Regions from separate parts of the Homo sapiens genome. Here region 2 is linked to region 1. Evidence: read pairs that join two places in POLR2A ChIA-PET (ENCODE). Cell type or tissue: Caco-2. All regions are shown on one strand. Links, peaks and the distances in the headings refer to the core of each region. The heading gives the core; the rest is flanking DNA. Region 1 overlaps RELB (RELB proto-oncogene, NF-kB subunit). Region 2 holds the start of SNAR-E (small NF90 (ILF3) associated RNA E).

Evidence for each region. Peaks named below come from ENCODE experiments on the same cell type or tissue, not always from the same donor. Only the 100,000 strongest peaks of a DNase experiment are listed, where the experiment ranks them.
Region 2: POLR2A ChIA-PET joins it to region 1 with 9 read pairs; 1 of 35 experiments calls an interaction of 5 or more read pairs at or near these places.

What each region holds. Positions count from the first base shown.
Region 1 is chr19:45,003,747-45,013,585 of GRCh38, forward strand. RELB (RELB proto-oncogene, NF-kB subunit) reads left to right here. Exons shown (of 12, transcript NM_006509.4): 3 at 6,068-6,076; 4 at 8,190-8,530. Among named protein-coding and RNA genes, the nearest start is that of RELB, 7.2 kb to the left of the region's middle. RefSeq lists a silencer at 3,375-3,524 and an enhancer at 7,887-8,388. In Caco-2, for the core only: no CTCF peak of the experiment used is centred there; a DNase peak (open chromatin) is centred at 4,985.
Region 2 is chr19:46,824,181-46,834,019 of GRCh38, forward strand. It overlaps SNAR-E (small NF90 (ILF3) associated RNA E), which reads right to left and starts at 6,524; the gene lies at 6,405-6,524. In Caco-2, for the core only: no CTCF peak of the experiment used is centred there; DNase peaks (open chromatin) are centred at 5,171 and 5,861.

The DNA.
Region 1 (9,839 bases), core at 1,339-9,338:
TTGATACAGGTACACTTTCCAAGCAGTATCTGGCACACAGTAAGGGTTCAGTAAGTGTTAACTGTTAGTGGTATAATAATAATAACGATAATAATTATTATTACTAGACAGTCTATAACAGTGGTTCATTTTTGGTGTGTGTGTGGGTTTTTTTTGTCTGTTTTTTGTGTTTTTTTTTTTTTTTTTTTTTTTTTTGAGACAGAGTCTCGCTGTGTCACCCAGGCTGGAGTACATTGATGCGATTTTGACTCACTGCAATCTCCACCTCCCGGGTTCAGCAATTCTCCTGCCTCAGCCTCCTGAGTAGCTGGGATTACAGGCACCCGCCACCACAACCCACTTTGTGTCTTTAGTAGAGATGGGGTTTCACCATGTTGGCCAGGCTGGTCTTGAACTCCTGACCTCAGGTAATCCGCCCGCCTCAGCCTCCCAAAGTGCTGGGATTACAGGTGTGAGCCACCTCGCCTGGCCAGACAGTGGTTCTTTTTTTTTTGAGACGGAGTTTCATTCCTGTTGCCCAGGCTGGAGTACAATGGCGCGATCTCGGCTCACTGCAACCTCCACCTCTCAGGTTCGAGCAATTCTCCTGCCTCAGCCTCCCAAGTAGCTGGGATTACAGTCATGTGCCACCACGCTCAGCTAATTTTTTGTATTTTTAGTAGAGACAGGGTTTCTCCATGTTGGTCAGGCTGGTCTCGAACTCCTGACCTCAAAGGATCCGCCCTCCTCGGCCTCCCAAAGTGCTGGGATTACAGGCGCGAGCCACCGTGCCTGGCCAGACAGTGGTTCTTAAACCATGTGCATCAGAATCATCCATAGCGCTAGTTAAAACATAATGTCGCCTGATGTGGTGGCTCATGCCTGTAATCCCGGCACTTTGGGAGGCCGAGGTAGGCTCATCACCTGAGGTCGGGAGTTCTAGACCAGGCTGACCAACATGGAGAAACACCATCTCTACTAAAAATACAAAATTAGCTGGGCGTGGTGGCGCATGCCTGTAATCCCAAATATTCAGGAGGCTGAGGCAGGAGAATCACTTGAACCTGGGAGGTGGAGGTTGCCGTGAGCCGAGATCATGGCATTGCACTCCAGCCTGGGCAACAAGAGTGAAACTCCGTCTCAAACAAACAAACAAAAAAACAGCCGGCCGTGGTGGCTCACTCCTGTGATCCCAGCACTTTGGGAGGTCGAGACAGGCAGATCACAAGGTCAGGAGTTCAAGACCAGCCTGGCCAATATGTTGAAACCCCATCTCTACTAAAAATACAAAAAAAATTAGCCAGGCGTGGTGGCAGGCACCTGTAATCCCAGCTACTTGGGAGGCTGAGGCAGGAGAATCACTTGAACCCGGGAGGCGGAAGTTGCAGTGAGCGGGGATCGTGCCACTGCACTCCAGCCTGGGTGACAGAGCAAGAGCCTCCGTCTCAGGAAAAAAAACAAAAAACCATGTCAGGCCCCACCTCTCGAGTTTCTGATTCAGTAGGTTTGGGATGAGAAATTATTTGCATTTTTAGCAAGCTCCCAAGAGATGCCTAGAACTACTAGTCTATAAAGTCCCCCAGCCAAAATTCAGTGCTGCCCAAGGAAATGCAGAATCTCAACCAAATTATGACATTTTTTCTTATATACATTTGCCAGGATTTGGAGGGCAGGGGTAGTCCTGTTGTTATGAATACTCAGTGGCTCCAGTTAGCTGGGTCTGGGCCTTTCTCTGGAGATATAATCTTGGGATGGACCCAAGTTCTGGCTTGGCCATTGAAGAAGTGAGGCCGGTTCCCCAACAGGTCTGTGAGTTTAGGGAGGATGGCATCAGTGACAGACACTGCCCAAGCGGTGGTCCTGCGCAGGAACAAGGCTGAGACTTTTCTTTTTTTTGAGACAGAGTCTCGCTCTGTCACCCAGCCTGGAGTGTAGTGTCACAATCTCGGCTCACTGCAACCTCCGCCTCCCAGGTTCAAGTGATTCTCCTGCCTCAGCCTCCCGAGTAGCTGAGATTATAGGCGTGTGCCACCATGTCCACCTAATTTTTGTATTTTTAGTAGAGACGGGGTTTTGCCATGTTGGCCAGGCCGGTCTGGAACTCCTGGCCTCAAGCGATCTGCCTGCCTTGGCCTCCCAAAGTGCTAGGATTACAGGCATGAGCCACCGTGCCCGGCCAAGGCTGAGACTTTTCTGGTCCAAGACCTAGATCTTTGGTTTCAAATGAGAGTTATTTCTGATGTCATCCATTCAATAAATATTTATTATGCGCCTGTTCTGTACCTGGCCTTGTGCCGAGCAGTGCTGAGGACAGGCCTGGCCCTGGGGTTCCCTACCTAGATGAGGAGGCAGACACGTAAACAATAAGTTAAATATGGGATTATAAAATGTGATAAGGGCTATGAAGAAACCTTGGGGTCAATGATATTTAATAACAGGGTGGGGATACGAGAACTAGTGAGATAGAATGGGAAGGAAAATTCCCTTTTTGTTTTTGGAGGCAGAGTCTCATTCTGTCGCCTACACTGGAGTGCGGTGGCGTGATCTAGGCTTACTGCAACCTCCGACTCCCGGGTTCAAGCCATCCTCCTGCCTCAGCCTCTCAAACAGCTGGGATTCCAGGCGTGTGCCACCACACGCAGCTGATTTTTGTACTTTTAGAGAAACGGGGTTTCACCACGTTGGCCAGGCTTGTCTCAAAATCCTGACCTCCACTGATCCAGCCACCTCGGCCTCTCAAAGTGCTGGGATTACAGGCATGAGCCACTGTGCCCAGCGAGAAAATCCCCTTCATTGTGAAGGGCCAGACATATGCTGGACCCTGGGGATAAAATGAGGAGAAACAGACATTATTCCCACTCTTCAATGCTCCCAGTCTATAGGAGACAGGTATGAGTCAGTGTAATGTGAGGTCATGTGACATCTTCATCAGCGCCATGAAAATGATAAAACAGGCTGGGTGTGGTGGCTCATGCCTGTAATCCCAGCACTTTGGGAGGCCGAGGTGGGTGGATCACCTGAGGTCAGGAGTTCAAGACCAGCCTGACCAACGTGGCAAAACCTCATCTCTACTAAAAATACGAAAATTAGCTGGGTGTGGTGGCCTGTAATCCCAGCTACTCAGGAGGCTGAGGCAGGAGAATCACTTGAACCTGCGAGGCGGAGGTTGTGGTGAGCTGAGATTGCATCATTGCACTCCAGCCTGGGTGACAACAGCAAAACTCCATCTGAAAAAAAAAAAAAAAAAGAAAATGATAAAACAAAGGCACCTGACTTTGAGGGACTGGAGTGGGGGATAAGGGGACTCTCTTGGATAAAATGGTCAGGGAAGAGCTGTCTAGGATGTGACGTTTGACCAAGGAACTGAAGATGGAGGAGGAGGAAGTCACGCCATGCAAAGAACTGGGGGAAGAGCATTCAGGCAGAGACCAGCCTGTGCAAAGGCTGAGGCAGCACATACATAGTCAATTTCCTGCTCTCACATCTGCTCTCACGTGGCCCATCCTGGCTGCCCCTGAATGGTGGCAAGTCCACGTTGGGGGTAAAGGGAGGCACTGCTATTTGAGCAGAAACTTGAATAATTTCCTGGCTAATAGAGGACTTGAGATAATAATAATATTAACTAAGCTTTCTGGAAGATGTCGCGTGGTCAGAACCTGCACTAAGTAGTTTACCTGTGTGATTCTGAATCCTCATGTTAGTTCCTGAGGTAGGAGCTCACACCTCATTTTGTAGAGGAAGCTCAGAGACGGTAAGTGACTTGCCCAAGGCTGCACAGCCAGTGAGTAACAGCTGAGATTCAAATCAACTCTATGTGACTCTACACTCCATGCTCTAAAATCATGCCCATGGCCAGGCGTGGTGGCTCACACCTGTAATCCCAGCACTTTGGGAGGCTGGGGTGGGTGGGTCACTTGAGGCCAGGAGTTCGAGACCAGCCTGGCCAACATGGTGAAACCCCGTCTCTACTAAAAGTACAAAAATTAGCCGGGCATGGTGGTACGAGACTGTAATCCCAGCTACTCAGGAGGCTGAGGCAGGAGAATCGCTAGAACCCGGGAGGCAGAGGTTGCAGTGAGCCAAGAATGCACCACACTGTACTCCAGCCTGGGTGACAGAGCAAGACTCCATCTCAAAAAATAGAAAATAGGCTGGGCGTGGTGGCTCACGCCTGTAATCCCAGCACTTTAGGAGGCCGAGGTGCGCGGATCATGAGGTCAGGAGATCGAGACTAGCCTGACTAACATAGTAAAACCCCGTCTCTGCTAAAAATACAAAAAAAAAAAAAAAAAAAAAAAGCCGGGTGTGGTGGTGTGCACCTGTAATCTCAGCTACTCGGGAGGCTGAGACAGGAGAATCACTTGAACCCAGGAGGCAGAGGTTGCAGTGAGCCAAGATTGTGCCACTGCACCCTAGCCTGGGTGACAGAGCAAGACTCCGTCTCAAAAAAATAAAAATAAATAAAATAAAATAAAATAAAATATTAAATAAAAGTATCTTAGCCCAACAAGGTAGGCATTATTATTGTGCCCATTTTACAGATGAAGAAGCCAAGGCACAAAAAGGTGAAGTAATAGGCTTATGGCCCCACAACTAGCAAGTTGCAGAGCCAGGATTTGAACAGAGGCAGTGAACCCAGAGCTCCAGCCACAGCCGCCCAGGACTCAGTCTCCCCCTACAGCCCGGGAGCCTCTGGAGGGTCCAAAGTCTAACTCTGTCTTTGGGTCCCCAGGTTCATCCAGCACAGATGCCTAAGAAGGATTTTCCCAGTTCAAGTGACTTGAGGTTGGCCCTGCCACTGACCTAGAGCGTGTCCCTTCCTCTCTGCCAGCCTCAGTATCCCCATCTGCCAAATTGGGGGGACCTTGGCACCCTACTGGCTTCACAGATCCCATGAGATAAGGGGTGCAGGAAAACTACCTTTCAAGGGGCAAAGGTCTGGCTGCCAGGAGCCACTCCCTGAGAACAGAGGAGGACAGATCTAGCAGCGGAACAGGTTCGCGTCTATAAATCCCCAGCCAGAGACCAGCGCAGGCAGCCCTGGGTGGGACACCTGGCTGCAGCTGCCTTCCGTTGCTGTGTGATTCTAAGGCTCACTGGCGGCCTCTGGGCTTCCCCTTGTCCTGTCTATGGAATGACGGGAGGTCGGTTTCGATTCCTCCACGATTCTGTGAAGGGCTGAGCTTTCCTGGGGAGGTGAAAAGGGGCTTCCCTGAGGACCCAGCATTACTGTACCTCCTCACTTAGGAAGCAGGGGTGAATCTGGGATTTTGGGTGGTCACTGTGGGAGGACAGGGCTGGGGTACAGAGCAAGAGGCTGCCTGGGTTCAGATCAGCCTCTTTGCATCTTTTTGTTGTTGTTGTTGTTTGTTTTTGAGACAGTCTCGCTCTGTTGTCCAGGCTGGAGTGCAGTGACGCAATCTCAGCTCACTGCAACCTCTGCCTCCTGAGTTCAAGCGATTCTCCTGCCTCAGCCTCCCGAGTAGCTGGGATTACAGGTGCCCACCACGATACCCAGCTAATTTTTGTATTTTTAGTAGAGACGGGGTTTCGCCATGTTGGCCAGGCTGGTCTCGAACTCCTGACCTCAAGTGATCTGCCCACCTCAGCCTCCCAAAGTGCTGGGATTACAGGCGTGAGCCACCAGGCCTGGCCACCTCTTTGTATCTTTAAACACCAGCCAGTGACCTCCAGGACCCTGGGGTGGACTTCAGGGAGGGAACACACCCCAATTTGTTTGGAAATTTGGGCATCCACTTTTTCCTGGTGCTAAGACCCCTTTCTAATGGGTTCCCAAAAAGACTTCATAATCCCTGGTCTAAATGTTTTTCGGGAGGCATTTGGCTTAGTTGGAGGATACCCTGATGCTGGGACCCCAACATTAGAGGTTGAAAGGATGGTAGCCCAGAGGAGAAGATGAGGTTTGGGGTTTAGTGCCCCAGCAAGTCAGAGCCCAGGGTTTCCCAGGACGGAGGAAGACGGAAGGGTCACAGGAGGGACAGGGTTGGGGAATCTGTCTTAAAAGATGAAAAGTTGTGACCACTTTCTGGACCTTACCTTTCTCTTTCTCTTTCTCTTCCTTCCACAGATGAATTGGGTGAGTATCACAGGGCAGGTTTGCGGGGAGGCTGAGGGACCCAAGTGCCTACAGAAGGGGGTCTTGGCCTTCCTTGTTCAGTGGGGGTGGGGGAGAGGTGTCACTGTGTGACTTCCAGGACTGTGGAGGGATTTGAACGAAGTCATGCTCCTAAGGTACTTAGCAGTGCTTGACACTTGGAAAACACTCAGCACGCCGGGGGCTGTGTGACTCACACCTGTAATCCTGGCACTTTGGGAGGCAGAGGCAGGAGGACTGCTTGAGGCCAGGAGTTCAGGACTAGCCTGGGTAACATAGTGAGACCCCCATCTCTACACAAAATTTTTAAAAATTAGCCGGGCATGGTGGTGCGCACCTGTAGTCCCAGCTGCTCAGGAGGCTGAAGTGGGAGGATCACCTGAGCCTGGGAGGTTGCCTTGGAAGCCGAGGCTGCAGTGAGCTATGATTGCACCACTGCACTGCAGCCTGGGCGGCAGAGCAAGACCGTGTCTCAAAAAGAAAACCAATTAAAATAAAATAATGTTATTAATCCCCTAGTGAGTACAGACAGACACTGTTTTAGGCCCTGGGGATTTAGCCATGAACAAAACCAAGTCCCTGCCCTCGCAGAGCTGATAGCCCGGTGTGGGAGACAGAGGAAAATGAACAGATGAGCAAGATAATGTTAGCCTGGGCTGAGAGCTGTGAAAGAAATAAACAGGACGAGGGAGAGATGGCCTGGAGAAGACACATTAGGTTAGGCTTTTCTGAAGAGATAACATACGAGCTGAGACCAGGAGGAGAAGCAGCCAGCATGGGTTGAATGGGGGACCGTGTGGAACAGGCAGTTGGAGGAGCAAGTTCTTTCTTATTTATTTATTTAAGTTATTTTTTGAGACAGAGTCTCGCTCTGTCGCCCAGGCTGGAGTGCAGTGGTGCTGTCTCAGCTCACTGCAACCTCCACCTCCCAGGTTCAAGCAATTCTCCTGCCTCAGCCTCCCGAGTAGCTGGGAGTACAGGCATGCACCAACATACCTGGCTCATTTTTGTATTTATTTATCTATTTATTTAGAGATGGAATTTCGCTCTTGTTGCCCAGGCTGGAGTGCAATGGCATGATCTTGGCTCACTGCAACCTCCACCTCCCAGGTTTAAGTGATTCTCCTGCCTCTGCCTCCCGAGTAGCTGGAACTGCAGGCACACATCACCATGCCCAATTTTTATATTTTTAGTGGAGATGGGGTTTCACCATGTTCGCCAGGCAGGTCTCAAACTCCTGACCTCAGGTGATCCGCCTGCCTCGGCCTCCCAAAGTGCTGGGATTACAGGCGTGAGCCACCATGCCCAGCCTATTTATTTATTTATTATTATTATTTTTTGAGATGGAGTCTTGCTCTGTTGCGCAGGATGGAGTGCAGTGACGCAATCTCGGCTCACTGCAACCTCCGCCTGACGGTTTCAAGCGATTCTCCTGCCTCAGCCTCCTGAGTTGCTGGGACTACAGGCACGTGCCACCATGCCTGGCTAATTTTTTGTATTTTTAGTAGAGACAGGGTTTCACTGTGTTAGCCAGGATGGTCTCGATCTCCTGACCTCATGATCCGCCCGCCTCGGCCTCCCGAAATGCTGGGATTACAGGCATGAGCCACCGCGCCCAGCCTATTATTTATTGAGAGACGGAGTCTCACTCTGTCGCCCAGGCTGGCGTGCAGTGTCACGATCTTGACTTACTGCAGTGTCCGCCTCCTGGGTTCAAGCTGTTCTCCTGCCTCAGCCTCCTGAGTAGCTGGGATTACAGACGTGGGAGACCATTCGGGCTAATTTTTGTAGAGACGGGGTTTCACTATGTTGGCCAGGCTGGTCTCGAACTCCTGACCTCAATTGATTCACCCACCTTGGCCTCCCAAGGTGTTGGGATTACAGGCGTGAGCCACCGCACCTGGCCTCCCTGACTCTGTGTGTGTGTGTGTGTGTGTGTGTGTGTGTGTGTGTGTGTGAGAGAGAGAGAGAGAGAGAGAGAGAGAGAGAGAGAGATAAATGGGATGGAAAACGTCTCGGGGGTAATCAAGCCTTTTTTTTTTTTTTTAATTTTTTAAAGAATGGGCGTCACCACCCGTTTTTTCTTCTCCCGCAGAGATCATCGACGAGTACATCAAGGAGAACGGCTTCGGCCTGGACGGGGGACAGCCGGGCCCGGGCGAGGGGCTGCCACGCCTGGTGTCTCGCGGGGCTGCGTCCCTGAGCACGGTCACCCTGGGCCCTGTGGCGCCCCCAGCCACGCCGCCGCCTTGGGGCTGCCCCCTGGGCCGACTAGTGTCCCCAGCGCCGGGCCCGGGCCCGCAGCCGCACCTGGTCATCACGGAGCAGCCCAAGCAGCGCGGCATGCGCTTCCGCTACGAGTGCGAGGGCCGCTCGGCCGGCAGCATCCTTGGGGAGAGCAGCACCGAGGCCAGCAAGACGCTGCCCGCCATCGAGGTGGGCCCGGCGAGCGGCCCCGGGCGGGTGGGACTGGGGCTTCCCCTGCACCCCGGAGCCATCCACATGCATTTATACGTTTATTTGATGGTGGCTGTTGTTGTTATTGTTGGACCAGATATTAATTATACTATCACCTGGCCTGGAATCCAAAAGGTTCAGAAAAAAGGAGGGGTCGGACATTTGGCTGGGCACGGTGACTCGCGCCTGTAATCCCAGTACTTTGGGAGTCTGAGGCGGGCGGATCCCTTGATGTCAGGAGTTCGAGACCAGCCTGGCCAACATGGTGAAACCCCATCTGTACTAAAAGTACACAAATTAGCCGAGTGTGGTGGCACAATCCCAGCTATTTAGGAGGCCGAGGTGGGAGGATTAGCTGAGCCCAGGGAGGTGCAGGCTGCTGTGAGCTGAGATTGCACCATTGCATAGCAGTCTGGGTAACAGAGTGAGACCTTGTCTCAAAAAAAAAGAAAAAAAAAAAAGAAGGCAGATCGTGGTGCGGTGGCTCAGGCTTGTAATTCTAGCACTTTGGGAGGTCGAGGCGAGCGGATCACTCGAGCTCAGGAGTTCTAGATGAGCCTGGGCAAGACGGCAAAACCCCATCTCTACAAAAAATACAAAAATTAGCCAGGTGTGGTGGCACATGGCTGTAGTCCTAGCTACATGGTAGGGCTGAGGTGGGAGGATCGCTTGAGCCTAGGAGGTCAAGGCTACAGTGAGCCAAGATCGCACCACTGCACTCCAGCCTGAGCAACAGAGCAATACCCTGCCTCCATTAAAAAACAAACAAATATATATAACACTGGAAGTAAAAAAAGCAAAGGTGATTACTTTTGGCAGGGTATTAATGTATTAATAAGGTACAGGTAAGTTTTATTTTTTTGAGACGGAGTCTTGGTCTGTTGCCCAGGCTGGAGTGCAGTGGTGTGATCTCGCCTCACTGCAACCTCCACCTCCCGGGTTCAAGCGATTCTCCTGCCTCAGCCTCCCGAGTAGCTGGGATTACAGGTCCACCACCACGCCTGGCTAATTTTTGTATTTCTTAGTAGAGAAGGGGTTTTGCCATGTTGGCCAGGCTGGTCTCAAACCCCTGACCTCAAGTGATCCGCATGCCTTGGCCTTCCAGAGTGCTGGGATTGCAGGTGTGAGCCACTGTGCCTGGCCTCTTTGGTGTCTGTTAATCTGGATCTGTTCTTCAATCTGTCTTTGTGTTTCGTGAGTTGAACATTTGTGCAGAACAGGACGGATGTTTTGTAGAATGTCCCACATTCTGAAGCTGGTCGTGGTGGCTCATGCCTGTAATCCTAGC
Region 2 (9,839 bases), core at 994-8,993, 1.8 Mb after region 1:
AAAGACTCTGTCTCAAAAAAAAAAGAAAAAAGAAAGAAAAAGAAACACCGTCTCTAAAAATACAAAAATTGGCCAGGCATGGTGGTGGGCACCTGTAATCCCAGCTACTTGGGAGGCTGAGGCAGGAGAATTGCTTGAACCTGGGAGGTGGAGGTTGCATTGAGCCGAGATCGCGCCATTGCACTCCAGCCTGGGAGACAGAGTGAGAGTCTGTCTCAAAAAGAAACAAAAACAAAAACAAGAAGCTTCCTTGTTTGGTGGCTTTCTCAGGTTCCTCTTCGACTTTCTGTTCTCTAAACCCTGGAGCCCCTCAAAAGCCCAGAACTGACTCTGGCCTGTGCTTTAGTGCAGTTGCACCAGGGTTGCAAACACATGGCCTGAGGGCTCCATCCAGCCACCACATTTCGTTTGCCACCCCAGAGTATTTTTAAGTTTTTTGGTTTGTTTTTTTTTTGAGATGGAGTCTCGCTCTTGTCACGCAGGCTGGAGTGCAGTGGCACGATCTCAGCTCACTGCGGCCTCTGCTTCAGCCTCCCAAGTAGCTGAGATTACAGGCGTGCACCACCATGCCCGGCTAACTTTTTTATTTTTAGTAGAGATGGGGTTTCACCATGCTGGCCAGGCTGACCTCAGATGATCCGCCTGCCTCGGCCCCCCAAAGTGCTTGGATTACAGGCATGAGCTACCACGTCTGGCCCCCATGTCTTAAAAGAAAATAAAAGACAGGTGATCTCCACTCCACAGGCTCCACCACCCGCGTGGTCTTAAGGGCACCAACTTGAGTGGCTGTCACTCTCAGCTGACTGAGACTTACTCTTGCTTCCCATTTCACTGAGAAGAAGGAAGTCATTGGAGTAGGGACTTTTGGGAACTCCCCACACCAACACCACCACCACCTGCCTTGGCGCCCACGCACCCCTTCCTCCCAGATGCCTCTCGTGTGCTTGGATAATCCCAGCTGCGCCTTCCATCCCTCTCCCATCTCTTTCCTGCATCTTCCGGTTTCCCCTTGTCTGTTGCATCATCCCCATCAGCATAAAACTGATGATTTGAGCTGAGCGCGGTGGCTCACACTTGTAATCACAGCACTTTGGGAGGCTGAGGCGGGCGGATCACTTGAGGTCAGGAGTTTGAGACCAGCCTGACGAACATGGCGAAACCCAGTCTCCACTAAAAATACAAAAAATTAGCGGGGTATGGTGGCGGGCGCCTGTGGTCCCAGCTAGTTGGGAGGCTGAGGCAGGAGAATCGCTGGAGCCCAGGAGGCAAAGGTTGCGGTGAGCCGAGATCGCACAACTGCACTCCAGCCTGGGCATCTGTCTCAAAACAAAACAAAACAAAACAAAACAAAAACCTGCTGTGATATCATCCACTCCACCAAACACCCTCCAATCTCATTCCCCCCTCTAGCGACTATTTCTCTTCTCCCTTTATAGCAAAACTTCCTCTAAGGTTTTTTTTTTGTTTTTTTTTTTTTTATTCAACATTATCATCAGACACTTATATTTAGCCATCAACAGCATGGGTGCAAAACAAAAATCTACATTAAAACCCTTTGTTGGAATGCTTTGCACTTTCCACAGAAGAGAAACTGAAATAACCTGTTATACGATTAGTCACAAATACAGTCCTGGAGTTTTTTGTTTTTGTTTTTTGTCCATATACATGAGTATTGTCTCCAATACATCTTCCACTGGGTATGGTGGCTCATGCCTGCAATCCCAGCACTTTGGAAGGCTAAGGCGGGAGGATTGCTTAAGCCAGGGAGTTTGAGATCAGCCTAGGCAACATAGTGGAACTTCGTCTTTAAAAAATATTAAAAAATCAGGAGCCGAGGGTGGTGGCTCACGCCTGTAATCCCAGCACCTTGGGAGGCTGAGGTGGGTGGATGATTTGAAGTCAGGAGTTCAAGACCAGCCTGACCAACATAGTGAAACCCCATCTCGACTAAAAATATTTTAAAAATAGCCGGATGTGGTGGTTCACGCCTGTAATCCCAGGTACTCGGGAGGCTGAGGCAGGAGACTCCCATGAACTAAGGAGGCAGAGCTTGCAGTGAGCTCCAGCCTGGGCGATGGAGGGAGACTGTGTCTCAAAAAAAAAAAAAAAAAATAGGCAGGCATGGCGGCACGCACCTGTGGTCCCAGCTACTCGGGAAGCTGGGGTGAGAGGATTGCTTGAGCCCAGGGGTTGAGACTGCAGTGAGCTGTGATCATGCCACTGCACTCCAGCCTTGTCAACAGAGTGAGAGCCTGTCTCAAATCAAACACGGCCGGGCGCGGTGGCGCATGCCTGTAATCCCAGCACTTTGGGAGGCCGAGGCAGGCGGATCACAAGGTTGGGAGATCAAGACCATCCTGGCTAACACGGTGAAACCCCGTCTCTACTAAAAAATATTAAAAAAAATTAGCCGGGCGTGGTGGCTGGCACCTGTAAATCTCAGCTACTCAGGAGGCTGAGGCAGGAGAATGGCGTGAACCCGGGAGGTGGAGCTTGCAGTGAGCCGAGATCGCGCCACTGCACTCCAGCCTGGGCGACAGAGCGAGACTCCGTCTCAAAAAAAGCAAACAAACACAAAAAACACACCTTCTTCATAACAGACAGGCCCTGCCACCCCTGTGCCTGGCTGAGTTCACAAGTCTGTTTGTAACCTGAGCTTCCCTGTCATTTCCCTGGCTCTGTCTGCTGGCTAAGCTTCATTTCCCCAAAGTAACTAAAGCTTTCTGCCACCGCCCTGGCCACCAGGGCTGCTGGAACTGCCATAGCCATCTTGGTTTCATGTTTTGGCAAAATATTGGCCTCCATCACCATAGGGGCCAGGGCTTCTGCCTCCAAATCCTCCTCCCTTCATGGATCCAAAATTCGAAGACTGATTGCTGTTATGGCCAAGATTACTACAGCTTTTGCCACCTCCAAAACTACTTCCATCATTACTGTGATGGGGTTTTGTTTGTTTGTTTGTATTTGTTTTTTTGTTTTTTTGTTTTTGTTTTTGACAGAGTCTTGCTGTGTCGCCCAGGCTGGAGTGCAGTGGCACGATCTCGGCTCACTGCAACCTCCACCTATGGGTTCACACCATTCTCCTGCCTCAGCCTCCCAAGTAGGTGGGACTACAGGTGCCCACCACCACATCTGGCTAACTTTTGTATTTTGTATCTCTTCCTGAAACACCTGTGCAGACACAAACAGAAATAATGTTTTACCAGCTATGTGGGCACCCCTTAACCCAATCAAGTTGACACATACAATAAACCATCACTGCTGGGTGCAGCGGCCCACGTCTGTCATCTCAGCACTTTGGGAGGCCGAGCCACGTGGATCACCTGAGGTCAGGAGTTTGAGGCCAATCTGGCCAATATGGCGAAACCCTGTCCCTACTAATAATACAAAAATTAGCCAAGCGTGGTGGCAGGCGCTTGTAGTCCCAGCTACTCGGGAGGCTGAGGCAGGAGGGTTGCTTGAACCTGGGAGGCAGAGGTTGCAGTGAGCCGAGATCACGCCATTGCACTCTAGCCTGGGCGACACAGCAAGACTCTGTCACAAACAAAGAAACAGACAATTAGCCAGGCGTGGTGGCGCATGCCTGTAATCCCAGCTACTTGGGAGGCTGAGGCAGAAGAGTCGATTGAACCCGGGAGGGAGAGGTTGCAGTGAGCCGAGATCACGCCATTGCACTCCAGCCTGGGCGACACAGCAAGACTCTGTCACAAACAAAGAAACACAATTAGCCGGGCGTGGTGGCCCATGCCTGTAATCCCAGCTACTTGGGAGGCTGAGGCAGAAGAATCGCTTGAACCCGGGAGGCGGAGGTTGCAGTGAGCCGAGATCGTGCCATTGCACTCCAGCCTGGGTAACAAAAACAAAACTCCATCTCAAAAAAAAAAAAGAAGAAGAAGAGGAAGAAGGCCAGGCGCAGGGGCTTGCACCTGTAATCCCAGCACTTTGGGAGGCTGAGGCGGGCAGACCACTTGAGCTCAGGAGTTCGAGACCATCCTGGCCAACATGGTGAAACCCTGTCTCTGCTAAAAGTACAAAAAAAATTAACTGGGTGTGGTGGCACATGCCTGTGGTCCCAGCTACTTGTGAGGCTGAGGCAGGAGAATCGCTTGCACTGAGGAGGCAGAGGTTGCAGTGAGCCGAGATCACGCTACTGCACTCCAGCCTGGCCACAGAGCAAGGCTCTGTCTCAAAAAAAGAAATAATAATCTTTTGGATGTTGTTCTTCAGTGTCCTCTAATGCCATCAACAAAGATACTTTTATATATATACACACATATAGATATGTATATATATATATGTATAGCATAGTTATCAAATTTAGGAGATTAAATACTGATGTATTACATTTTATTTAATATGAAATCTATGATAAGAGGAAGAAATCATACACACAGTTGACAGTTCAGATTTATAAAAAGCATAAAATTAGCATAGATAAATTATTGATGACTAATGACACTAGCTATAAGTTTCTACTGTAGAATACGTCACACCGTGAATGTGGGTCATTTTTTCCGCCACTAGACTGAGTCATTGAGCACAGAAGATACATCAATTTTATGTGTTAGCAACATGTACAATTCTTTTTTTTTCTTTATTTCTTCTAAAAAAAAAACAGGATACATGTACAGAACGTGCAGGTTTGTCACGTAGGTATATGTGTGCCATGGTGGTTTGCTGCACCTGTTGGCCTGTCCTCAAAGTTCCCTCCACTCACCCGATCCTTTTTTCTTTTTTTTTTTTTTTTTTTGAGATAGGGTCTCGCTCTGTCTCCCAGGCTAGAGTGCAGTGGTGTGATCACAGCTCACTGCAGCCTCGCGTCCAACTCTTGGGCTCAAATGATCCTCCCACCTCAGCCTCCCAAGTAGCTGGGATTACAGGCAGGAGCCACCATGCTTGGCTAGTTGAATTTAATTTTTATTTATTTATTTATTTATTTTTTTCATAGAGACAGGGCCTTGCTATTTTACTCACGCTGGTCTCAAACTCCTCGGCTCAAATGATCCTCCTGCCTCAGCCTCCCAAATCTGGGATTAGACGTGAGCCACTATGCCCAGCCCAGAGCATTTTTATCACCCAAAAATGAAACTCCACAAACATTAAGTAAACACTCCCTGCTCTCCTCTTCCCCCAGCCTCGGGCAACCACTAATCTACCATCTGTCTCTGTGCTGTACATTTCATGTGAATGGAATTCTGTGCTAGGTGGCCTCTTGTGTCTGGCTTCTTTCACTCAGCATCACATCTTCGAGGTTCACTCATGTTGTAGCATGCGTCAGTGCTGCATTTTTTTCTTTCTTCTTTTTTTTTTTTTTTTTTTTTTGAGATGGAGTCTCGCTCTGTCACCCAGGCTGGAGTGCAGTGGCACGATCTCAGCTCACTGCAACCTCCACCTCCCGGGTTCAAACGATTCTCCTGCTTCAGCCTCCTGAGTACCTGGGACTACAGGCACGTGCCACCACGCCCGGCTAATTTTTTTTGTATTTTTAGTAGAGATGCGGTTTCACCATATTGTCCAGGCTGGTCCCGAACTCCTGACCTAGTGATCCGCCTGCCTCGGCCTCCCAAAGTGCTGGGATTACAGGTGTGAGCCACCGCGCCTGGCTGAGTTCTGTACTTTTAAGCTTTTCTCTTGACATAAAATTCAGACGCGAAATGCAGTTTCCGTGCAGTGAGGCACACAAACACCTTTGCTGTGGATTCCCCATTTCGCACATGGGAACAGATGCATTTTCCCAGGCAATTAAATACCAAGGACTTCCTGAAGGCACTGAGTGTCCAGGCCACCGAGTTTGTCCTTGAGTAGCTGTAAACACCCTCACCCCCGGGTATCCAGGAATCTGCCCGATGCCCTGGTGGCCAGCTCCAGGCATTAACAGCTTCCTCCCCATTTCCAGCAGTTTCCTTCAGTTACTGAGTGGAAAGTTACTGAGTCAGAGGCTGCGGAGATGAGGTTCCTTGGCAGATGGCTTTCATTTTTACCTCTCCCTACCTCCCTGTCGTCCACACAGCCCCAACACACACACACACACACACACACACACACACACACACACACACACTTACACACACACAGACCTGTTTTCTTTTTCTTTTTTTTTTTTTTTGAGACGGAGTCTCGCTCTTTCGCCCAGGCTGGACTGCAGTGGCGCTGTCTTGGCTCACTGCAAGCTCCGCCTCCCGGGTTCACGCCATTCTCCTGCCTCAGCCTCCCGAGTTGCTGGGACTACAGGCGCCCGCCACTACGCCCGGCTAATTTTTTTTGTATTTTTAGTAGAGACGGGGTTTCACCGTGTTAGCCAGGATGGTCTCGATCTCCTGACCTCGTGATCCGCCCGCCTCAGCCTCCCAAAGTGCTGGGATTACAGGCGTGAGCCACCGCGCCCGGCCTTTTTTTTTTTTTTTAATTTTTTTTTTTTTTTCAACCCATGTGGACCAGGTTGGCCTCGAACTCGTGCCCTCGAACCCTCGCCTCCCTGAGGGTCCGAGGGCCCGCGCAACCGGCTGGAGCCACAATGGCTCCACCTGTTTTCTTATCTACAAAACATCTGTTTTTATTTAATATACATCATTTTATTTAATATGGGAGGGAGAAGAACAGCAGAAATAGCTCCTTAAAGCCCCGTTCTACAGGATGTAGTGGGGAAGAGGGAAGCTCTGACGTTAGTCTCTCCCTTCATCCATTTCTTTTATAAACTGCCTGCTCTATTTTTATAAACATTTTGTCCTGGATAAACCTTCCCAAAGGCCATAATATACAATGAAGAAAGACTAACAGAAAGCAAAACACTAAACCCTTCTTCCTGAAAAAAGATACCACATACAAAGTCAAAAGACAAAAGCAGCCTGGGGGGAATGTTTGTGACATGTATGACAGACTGTGGATCCACAATAAATAAAGAGCTACTACAAATAAACAAGAAAATGACAAACAGCACAGGAGGAAAATGGTCAAAAGGTTTGTACCAACACAGAAGAGGAATATGAATGACTAGTAATGTTCGACCTCATTGGTAACCAGGCACAATAAAATAAACATAGTGAGATCGCACAGTAGCAAAGCTACATGGAAACAGGGGGTCTCCTCCTATGCTACCAGAGAGTAAAAATCAGCACAGCCCGTTTGGAGAGCAATTGGGGTGAACCTATCAAATGACCTGTTACAGATACATGTACCCTTCAGCCCAGAGATTCATTTCCAGGTACTTACCCTCCACATGTATGTGAAAATGCACGTGGGCAAAGACATTCTTTCATCTTCATTAGGAGGAGCCACGCAGGCCTGGTTAAGTAACATAGGATGCACCCACATAACGGGATTCCACACAGACTATACACAGAATCACCTCCAAGATGCACTGATAGCAAGCTGCAGAACCACATACGGTGTGATCCTAAGACATCGAAAAAACCAGTTATATCCTCACAAGTACGTGCATGAAATTTATTTATGTATTTATGTGTTTTATTTATTAATTTGTTTCCAATATGGAGCTTCGCTCTGTTGCCTAGGCTGGAGTGCAATAGCACAATCTTGGCTCACTGCAACCTCCGCCTCCCGGGTTCAAGCGATTCTCCTGCCTCAGCCTCCCAAGTAGCTGGGATTACAGGGATGCGCTACCACATCGGCTAATTTTTTGTATTTAGTAGAGATGTGGTTTCACCATGTTGGCCAGGCTGGTCCACCCACCTCGGCCTCCCAAAGTGCGGGGATTACAGATGTAAGCCACTGTGCCTGGCCTTATTTCTTTATTTTGAGATAGGGTTTGTTCTGTTGACCAGGCTGGAGTGCAGTAGCTAGATCTTGGCTCTCTGCAGCCTCAATACCTTGGGCTCAAGCAATCCTCCCATCTCAGCCTCCCAAGTAGCTGGGATCGCAGGTGTGATACCTACCATGTCCAGGATATTTTTCTTTTTTTTTTTTTTGGTGGAGATGGGGGTCTCACTATGTTGCTCAGGCTGGACACGAACTCCTGGCCTCAAGCAATCCTCCTGCCCTGGCCTCCCGAAGTGCTGGGATTATAGGTACGAGCCACTGCGCCTGGCCGGGTTCATTCCTTTTCAATGTTGAGGAGTGCTCCATTGCCTGGAGGGGCCAGAGTTTGTTTTTCTATTCATTTTTGAAGAATATTTAGGTTGTTTCCAGTTTTTGGTGAATAAAACCACTATAAACATTCGTGTGGCCAGGCATGGTGGCTCACGCCTGTAATCCCAGCACTTTGGGAGGCCGAGGTGGGCGGATCATGAGGTCAGGAGATCAAGACCATCCTGGCTAACACGGTGAAACTTGTCTCTACTAAACAAAATACGAAAATTAGCCGGGCGTGGTGGCAGGCACCTATAGTCCCAGCTACTTGGGAGGCTGAGGCAGGAGAATGGCATGAACCTGGGAGGCGGAGCTTGTAGTGAGCCGAGATCGCATCACTGCACTCCAGCCTGGGAGACAGAGCAAGACTCTCTCTCTCAAAAAAAAAAATTCTTGTGCATTTTCGTTGTTTTTCTGTTTACAACTACAAGGTAAATGTCATTCATTCAGGTGTTTTGTAACATCTTTGTTGACATATATTTACATACCATTCAATTCACTTATTTAAAATGTATACTTCGGCCAAGCGCGGTGGCTCACGCCTGTAATCCCAGCACTTTGGGAGCAGGAGGGGGGTGGATCACGAGGTCAGGAGATTGAGACCATCCTGGCCAACATGGGGAAACCCTGTCTCTACTAAAAATACAAAAATTAGCTGGGCGTGGTGGCGTGCGCCTGTAGTCCCAGCTACTTGGGAGGCTGAGGCAGGAGAATCCCTTGAACCCGGGAGGTGGAGGTTGCAGTGAGCCGAGACTGTGTCACTGCACTCCAGCCTAGCGACAGAGGGAGACTCCACTAAAAAAAAAAAAGTATACGGCCGGCCGCAGTGACTCACACCTGTAATCCCAGCACTTTGGGAGGCCAAGGCGAGTGGATCACGTGAGGTCAGGAGTTCGAGACCAGCCTGGCCAACATGGTGAAACCCTGTCTCTACTAAAAAAAACACACAAAAAAATTAGCCAGGCATGGTGGCATGTGCCTGAAGTCCCAGCTACTTGGGAGGCTGAGGCAGGAGAATCGCTTGAACCCGGGAGGTGGATGTTGCAGTGAGCTGAGATCATTGCGATCATGCCATTGCATTTTAGCCTGGGCAACAGAGCGAAATTCCCTCACAAAAAAAAAGAAAAGAAAAGAAGTTAAGAAAGACAGAAAAGAAAAGGAAAAGAGAAGAGAAGAGAAGAGAAGAGAAAAGAAAAGAAAAGAAAAAGTAAAGAAAGAAAAGAAACCCAAGCCAGGTTCAGTGGCTTGCGCCTGTAATCCCCGCCCCTCAGAAGGCCAGGGCATACCAAAGTTATTGAAATAAGAAATCAAGAAAGAGAGAAAAAAAAAAGAAAGAAAAACAAGTAAAAAGGAGGCTGAAGCAGGAGGATTGCTCAAGGCCAGGAGTTTGAGACCAGCCTGAGCAACATAGCGAGACCCTGTCTCGAAGAAAAATAATTTTAAAATTGGCCAGGTTTAAAACAGGCACAGTGGTTCACGCCTGTAATCTCAGCACTTTGGGAGGCCGAGGCGGGCAGATCACGAGGTCAGGAGATCGAGACCATCCTGGCTAACGTGGTGAAACCCCGTCTCTACTAAAAAATACAAAAGATTAGCCAGGCGTGGTGGGCACCTGTAGTCCCAGCTACTCGGGAGGCTGAGGCAGAAGAATGGCGTGAACCCGGGAGGCAGAGCTTGCAGTGAGCCGAGATTGTGCCACTGCACTCCAGCCTGGGCGACAGAGCAAGATTCTGTCTCAAAAAAAAAAAAAATTA